Linked DNA regions of Homo sapiens: region 2 is linked to region 1. The links are chromatin contacts, found by Hi-C or POLR2A ChIA-PET in ENCODE. All regions are on one chromosome and are shown on one strand. Each heading gives the region's core, a stretch centred on a gene start or an enhancer-like site at or near the end of the contact. The rest is flanking DNA. Distances are from core to core; before and after follow the strand shown.

Region 1 (3,623 bases), core at 743-3,242:
ATGGCACAGCCCCTCACGGCTTCCCTTGGCTAGGGGAGGGAGTTCCCTGACCCCTTGTGCTTCCCAGGTGAGGCAACGCAGCACCCTGCTTCGGCTTGCCCTCCATGGGCTACACCCAATGTCTAACCAGTCCCAATGAGATGAGCTGGGTACCTCAGTTGGAAATGCAGAAATCACGCACCTTCTGCATTGATCTCACTGGAAGCTGCAGACCAGAGCTGTTTCTATTCAGCCATCTTGCCTGCAACTCAAAAGTTATCAATATTATCTCATTCAATGACAAAGGAGGTTACCAAACAATATATGTGCAATGATCATTCACATATGCTCATATAAATATAATCACACATATACACACACTTATACATATTAACATGCATAAGAAATCATATACAACCAGAGGTTGCTTCTGAATAGGCAGATTGATGGTTATTCTGTATTTTCTTTATTCTGCTTTATGTTTTATGATTTGGAAAAATACACATGTATTACTTTTCCAGTGTAAAAAGACAGTTTTAATATTTTAAATACTAAAAGAATAGAACAGTTAGTTAAATATGTAGCTAAAAATAAATAGAATCCTCCAATTTTGAAAAAAAAATTTTAAATAAAAGCAGTTGGTAAGAAATCTTCATTCTCTCAATCCTTTCTACCTTTGGAAGAAAGTATTTAAGTGTATTATAAAAGGTCATAGAAAAATTTTATTTAACTATAATGAATACAATTTTAATAATATCAAATAGAATGCTGTCTTTAGACATGTCAATGTATCACTTACATGAAAAATAAACTATTTTTGTAAATGGCATCAAACATAAATAAAATGGTCAATTTCTAGGTGACTGCATTGGTAAACCTTTTTTAATTTTTCCCATTGCAGAGATGAGGAAAAATAAAATTTTTGGTTGACATAGAACTTGTACGATTATCATGATCATATAAATCATATCAAAAGAGGAATATGCTATCGATATTTTTAAATAGAAAAATTGATATGAAAATTTATTTATAATCAAATGGTTGCAAAAAAACAGAAAAATTTCTGTGAATATTTTTCTGTTATTGACACTTGTAATAACTGTAAAAAGAAACGAATTATTACATCAATAAGGTGCTGATAAAATACATCACATTTTAATGATTCATTGTCGGACTGAATTCATTCAGACACAATAAACATTTTATATAATAAGACCTTGAAAGCACAATTTGGAATTCTTTGGTAGAATATAGAGTATATTAGAGACTCTACAGTCATGAGCTAAGCCAGAAACTAAAATATAAACAACTAAGTTTACTGCAGCAGCCTCTCTAGTACTGGCCCTCTGTAGAACTCTATACCACACACCTTTCTACAGACAGTAGTTAGCCTGAGTCTGTAAAGGTATTGACTCCTTGGCAAGTCAGTTGTGGCCAGATGCTGCTGTGACTCCATTACTGTCCATTTAATAGAAGTTTTGAGAATACATTTTATGAGTACAGAATATGGACAGGTTTTGTGAGAAACAAAGGTGGAAGAAAGGAAAAATGATTAGTTAAGTAATAATTGTCTTCCCTAATAAAGGATTAGTTTATACTCGAGGCCCATTACCCATTATATTCACTTTTATTCATACCATTTAAAATAATTTTAGCTTATATATTTGTTTTAAATTTCTCCAGTGACCTTTTACTTTCTGTAAAAAAAATACAAAATAAAACAATTTTTACCGAATTTTTAATTCATAAAAGATTTATTTCACAAATATCCATTGAGTTCCAGAGGGTACCAGAAAGAACAAACATGATTCCCATATTTAAAGAGCTTACATTTGAGAGAAAAGACAGAGTAAGCAAATAAATATATAATGTGTAACACAGGAAGAGGTACAGTGATTTAAAAAGCATAGGAAGGAAGAGAACGTAACCATCAAGTTATTTTACGCTCTGAAAGACACCACTTGAGTAGAGATTTTATATAGAAGCAATATTTCCATTCCATTCATGTGATTAAGTCAGGGGACGATGCCAAAAGTGAAGAGATAATGTTGACAATATGGGTAGGATTTACCAGGTTTTCTCTCTGCTGCCATTGGGAATGTCTTTCCAACTTTTTTCATATTCATGATAATAACTGATCATTTTCCTAAAATCTTGTGGTAAATATTACATATTTAGATTAGGGCCCTTAGAATGTTTAGTATGCGAATTTTATTGTGCGCAATTTTGAAAAAGATCTCCAATTTCAAAACAAGCCTTCTGGGTACTTTCATAGTTAGTCTGCACAACTAACTGAATCAGAAAACAAATATATTACTCAATTTCAGGTTACAAGAATTGACCTCCAGGGCAGTGCCTTCTGCTCTCTTACATGTGATTTGCAATTACAGTTGAGAAATAAGGGTAGAGAAGGAATTCGAAGGTGAGGATCTGTTTTCCCTGCCAAGTCTTTCCTTCTTATTGTGAGCAAAAAATACACTTTCTCATTGGAGAACACTTACAGAAAACAGTCACTTTCCCAGACCAGTACTTCACTCTTAAGGAACAACCAAAAACAAACGAATAAACAAACACCATAGTTTGGGCAAATTATCATAAAATGTACAACATAAGAAGTTGGCGATTGCTGTATTTTCAATAGAAATGTGATTGATATGACCAGTCCTGCCTAAAGGTTAGTAATGCCGCAAGAAACAGAGAATCAAAGTCTATAGCTATGTGGAAAGGAAAGAATTGAATTGCACATTAGAAAGTGCACTCTAGGGCTGATGTATCTTCAGCTCCAGCCTACTGATAGAAAGGCAGTGACCCCCACTTCCAAGACAAACTTGCAACCAAGTTAGAGACACTTTCTTGAAACACTAGGAATGTTCCTGCTCTGAGTTGTGTTTCCCCAAAATGTTGGATACCTAACCCCCAATGTGACTGCATTTGAAGGTAAGGTTTTAGGGGGTAATTAACATAAATGAGATAATAAATGTTCAATCCTAATTCAGTAGGATTGATGGCCTTAAAGAAGGCCTTAGAGAAAAGATATCTTTCTTTCTCTCCATGTGCACACAGGACAGGAAAGGCCATGTGAGGACATAGGGAGAAAGCAGCCACCATTGGCAAGCCAAGAGAGAGCCCTCACCAGGAACGATTGGACCAGCACCTTGATCTTGGATTTTCTAGCCTCCAGAACTGTGAGATACAAATTTCTGTTGTTTAAGCCACACAGTCTGTGATATTTTGTTACAGCAACCCTAATAGACTGAGAGAGCTCCTGAGAGCTTCACTCACAGAATCAATTGTATTCTTACCTGGTGAAGATCCATTCTAAGACTTATTGGCTGTTTGGAAGTGATAGCAAATAAAAGCCACCTTGAACTGGGTCTGATGCAGCATTCTTACCAAACTTCAAACCTGGACTAGTTCATCCTTATGCATTGAGGCTTTTTTATTCGTGTTCGTTTGTTTTTACCAGTTAACTATCAACATAAATTTCATTTATAATATTGTATGTTCAGTGTTCCAAAAAACTGGTCCTACCAACATAGTTTGGAATGACTCCATTATAAGATGGTGACTGCCTGTATCAAATCTTTACTGCCTTTTTCAAATTCTTACCATTTTTATAAAAAGGAGTCACACTACTCAATCTA
Region 2 (3,623 bases), core at 694-3,193, 50 kb before region 1:
TGTAGTCCCAGTAGTGGCACATAATAGTTGGCCGATAATAGTTGGTGAATGGATGATTCAATAAATGCACTCTTTGTATTATTGTGAGGTGAGAGGCAGAAGGCATTATGGTAACTATATTCTAAATATTAAAAGTTATTAATCAAGCTAGTATGTTGTTACATAAAATATTTTCCATCCCATTTAGACAAATATATTTCATAAAGACAATTGAAAGATATGTTATAAAGCTGTATTTTTTATGTTAGGAAAATTGACAAAATATTTAGACACATCAAATACATTTTTTCTGCATATTTAGGTATTTAGTTAATTGGTTATGATGCTTGGATTAATAATAAATGAAAATACATAGATAATTCATAAGTATATGTTTATTCCATATTGATCTTCCTTGCCTTCATTTCAGCAAAACCAGTAATTATATTGCAAGCATGATCATTGCATCATTTTGTTGTACTGTATTTAAGCGCATGCAATTTGAAATATTTTTTCAAAAATGTAAATTCAATTAAATTTAAACATTTTTAAACATCATCTTTTCAATAAGTTTTTTCTTCTAAAGAATTCAAAATTACTTATTAAAATGCAAATACAAATTGCAAATTTATTATGAATATGAAAATTTAAAATAGCCAAATGAAACCGAAACTTTAATATTATTTAAAAATGACTATGTCTTAGTAAATGTTTTAAGAAAAACAAAACCATCATCAGTTCTAATATTCACCTAGCTGCCAATAGAAAGAACCATGATTATACTTTCTGTGTTGTTTATAGACTTATATATTAACAAATTTGAGTTAAATGAATTGTCGTATATAGGAAAAGGTTCTTTCCCCTCCTTGTACAACTGGTACAAATACCTCATTTATTTGTATGTTCCTTTAGAAAGGAATTAGAATCAAACTAGGACACTCAGCACTTTTGGGAAAATAATGCTTAACATTCTATGATCCATTCCATTATTCCTGTTACTTGGGACAAAGGATTTGACGGGGTAATTACTTATTTTTTATCTTAGCTGAGCACTTTTGCCACTCAAATCCTTCTTGTACACAGAAGCAGGAAAATGGGGTAGCTTTCAATGAAAAAGCCTGAAACACCTTAATCCAGTGATCGAAGTGAACATTGATCGAGACAAACCAAAATGAAGTGCCCCCTGGTGGAAGGAAATGAGAACAAAACAACCTCACTTTTGTAATAATCCTAGAAGATAACGCATAACCTGAATTTAATTATGTGGAAATAACAAGTTACTCCAAATTAAGGGCATTCTAAACATGCCTGTAATCCTCAAAAGTGTCAATAGTAGGCAGTCATATTAAAAACTAAGCTATATCTCTATGTGGTTATATGGAATAAACCCTAAGACATATATTTTAAGTTTTAAAAAAGTTAGAGACCAGTATTTTAGTTTTGAAAAAAATTCTAAGCATTTAGAATTCATTTCAGAACAACAAACAGTTAGTGATTGTCACCTCTGGGATCAAGTAGAGAGTGAGAAAAATATATTTATTTTCCACTTCCCACTTTTCTGTACTGCATAATTTATTTTAACCTGAATATAAATTGTATTTAAATTTTTCTTGAATAAAATGTATTTTGAATTGTTTTGAGTACTACAACCTTTGTTTTTGAGTCTCAGAAAATAGGAAAATATTTTCAGGCCAAAAATAACACTGTTGTTAATTTAGTCAACACGAGACTAATCATAGCTTATGACACTTGGAGTCTCAGTCGTCCCTGTAATTAACTAGCTATATAGGTGTTTGGGCAAGCACTTGAATTTTTTGAGGTTTAATTACTAATCTTCATAAATGAGTTTTCTTGTAGTTTTAACTTTCTTTTTAGAACATGAATTACAATTTATATATCATGTCGTCAACAGAGGGCAGTAATTAACCACAAGTAATCCCTGTTCTCTGAGCAAGCATGAATCATTTTAATAGAATTTGAAGAAACATAGTATTCGAAGGACCACCATTTTCTTCTCTATTCCTACAAATTTTGATCACATTCCAGTTTTCTCCTCTCCAAACAAAGACTTCAACCAACCAAACACTTCTTATTTCAAACAACATCAGTCCTTTGGGTTAGAAATAAAAACATAATAAAAGAAGAAAGATTATAAAAATAATTTCATGATGACAGAAGGGGCCTTGCCAATGCGAATCAAAATGTCACTTACTCTCTGCCTTCTAATCACTTGCATAGTGGGTGTCGATGCATTAGTGCCCACTGGAACGATTACAGACAAAGGAGTAACAGATTTGAGTTTAAACTATGCTTGGCTCCTTACTGCCAGTAAGTACTAAAACTCTGGCCAATTTAATTGAGCTTTCTAATAATTCTCAAATTTCTTTAGATTTAAAATAGTGACAATAGCTACCTTAGAGGATTGTTTAAAGATTAAAATAGTTATTTGAAAAGATACAACAGTACTAGGTATTAAATAATGTTTATTATTACTATACTACTATTATCATTATACAGATTTGTGTTAGGACAATAGTATCTAATAATAGAAAGAATATTGCATTTTATCCTTAAGCTTATGTGTATATATACATATATGCAAAATATATACGTAAGTTTATGTAACATATGTAATATATGTACATATGTTTACCTAATATAAAATAAGCAAAGAACATAAATAACGATTCACAAAAGAAAAAGAAAAATATCCAATAAGAAAATTAATATTCAACTTCGCTGTTACTCAATGGACTGCAAATTTAAAATTTTGCCAGGTTTTGCCTATAAAACTGAGAAAAAAAATTTAAGTGTCATTAAAGGAGTTTACTATCATAAACTGTAAAGTGCAAGTGACTAGAAATTGACATAAAAATATAATTATTCACCATGGGATTCAAATTTTAAATTTTTTTTTAAAAAATCTGAATATGAGATGAATAAAATTTTTTCTTTACATTTTAGATGTTGAATAACCAGTGAAAACCTCCCCAAGATACACCAACCTGACTCTCTATAAATTAAAAGGCATAAATAAACAGAATTTTACATGAATAACTTATTTCTAAGCAGCTTTAAAAGGAGATATATCAAAAGGTGAGACATTCTTCAGTTTGTTGTAATCCTCCTTCAGAGTAAAAGTTGTGATCATTGGTAGAATTCACTTTATTGTGGTTTTATCTGTCTTGCCCTTTGCTGTTTTTTTAAATCCTTGAACGGTATTTGTCATATAGTTGGTGCTTAATAAATATGTCTATGTGATATGTATATGTGCTATTTTTTCATACTTTTTAAAGTTTTTTCTAAGAAACTTGTAAGTAAAAATATTTTAATAAAATGTTTATAAACTTACAGGAAATTATTTTCAAATGTCTAAAATAGAGATTATCTGTTAGCAATATTTTTATGATTCTTACCAAAAATCAGTCAAACTCTCTGTCTGCTAACCATTCTTGTTTTTGTAGATGTGTCTTGTATTATTAGACAAAGGGAAATAGATAATCACAAAACCATTAGCTTTGTGATTGTTAGTGAGCCATGTTTCCTCAGAGTTCCAAAAAGCATGGACCAATGTCTTTTTTTTTTTTTTCTGGTTCCTCTTAGAAAAAATTAGTGAAAACACAAATATATACTTAATAAAGACA

What was found. A loop is a pair of places that touch in the nucleus more often than their neighbours do. ChIA-PET counts read pairs that join two places held with the same protein, here RNA polymerase II (POLR2A). Pooled maps may share reads with other maps.
Region 2: a map of PC-3 shows a loop between it and region 1 (5-fold over the local background). The contact joins two enhancer-like sites. A Hi-C loop is called at or near these places in 10 of 168 maps with a recorded cell type or tissue (Caco-2, Calu3, GM12878 and 7 more), 1 of 37 single-sample maps with no recorded cell type and 5 of 50 pooled maps. POLR2A ChIA-PET finds 5 or more read pairs at or near these places in 11 of 52 experiments (A549, Caco-2, HepG2 and 8 more).

The regions. Positions count from the first base shown.
Region 1 is chr2:187,528,905-187,532,527 of GRCh38, reverse strand. All of the region lies in intron 1 of TFPI (tissue factor pathway inhibitor), which reads left to right. All of the region lies in intron 3 of CALCRL-AS1 (CALCRL and TFPI antisense RNA 1), which reads right to left. Among named protein-coding and RNA genes, the nearest start is that of TFPI, 24 kb to the left of the region's middle. RefSeq lists a silencer at 2,212-2,506. Within about 2 kb of position 1,992, at least 2 of the 41 ENCODE cell types and tissues checked have a DNase peak (open chromatin) inside an H3K27ac peak, as active enhancers do; they include PC-3, where a contact is called at or near this core.
Region 2 is chr2:187,579,136-187,582,758 of GRCh38, reverse strand. No RefSeq gene overlaps it. Among named protein-coding and RNA genes, the nearest start is that of TFPI, 27 kb to the right of the region's middle. Within about 2 kb of position 1,943, at least 3 of the 41 ENCODE cell types and tissues checked have a DNase peak (open chromatin) inside an H3K27ac peak, as active enhancers do; they include PC-3, where a contact is called at or near this core.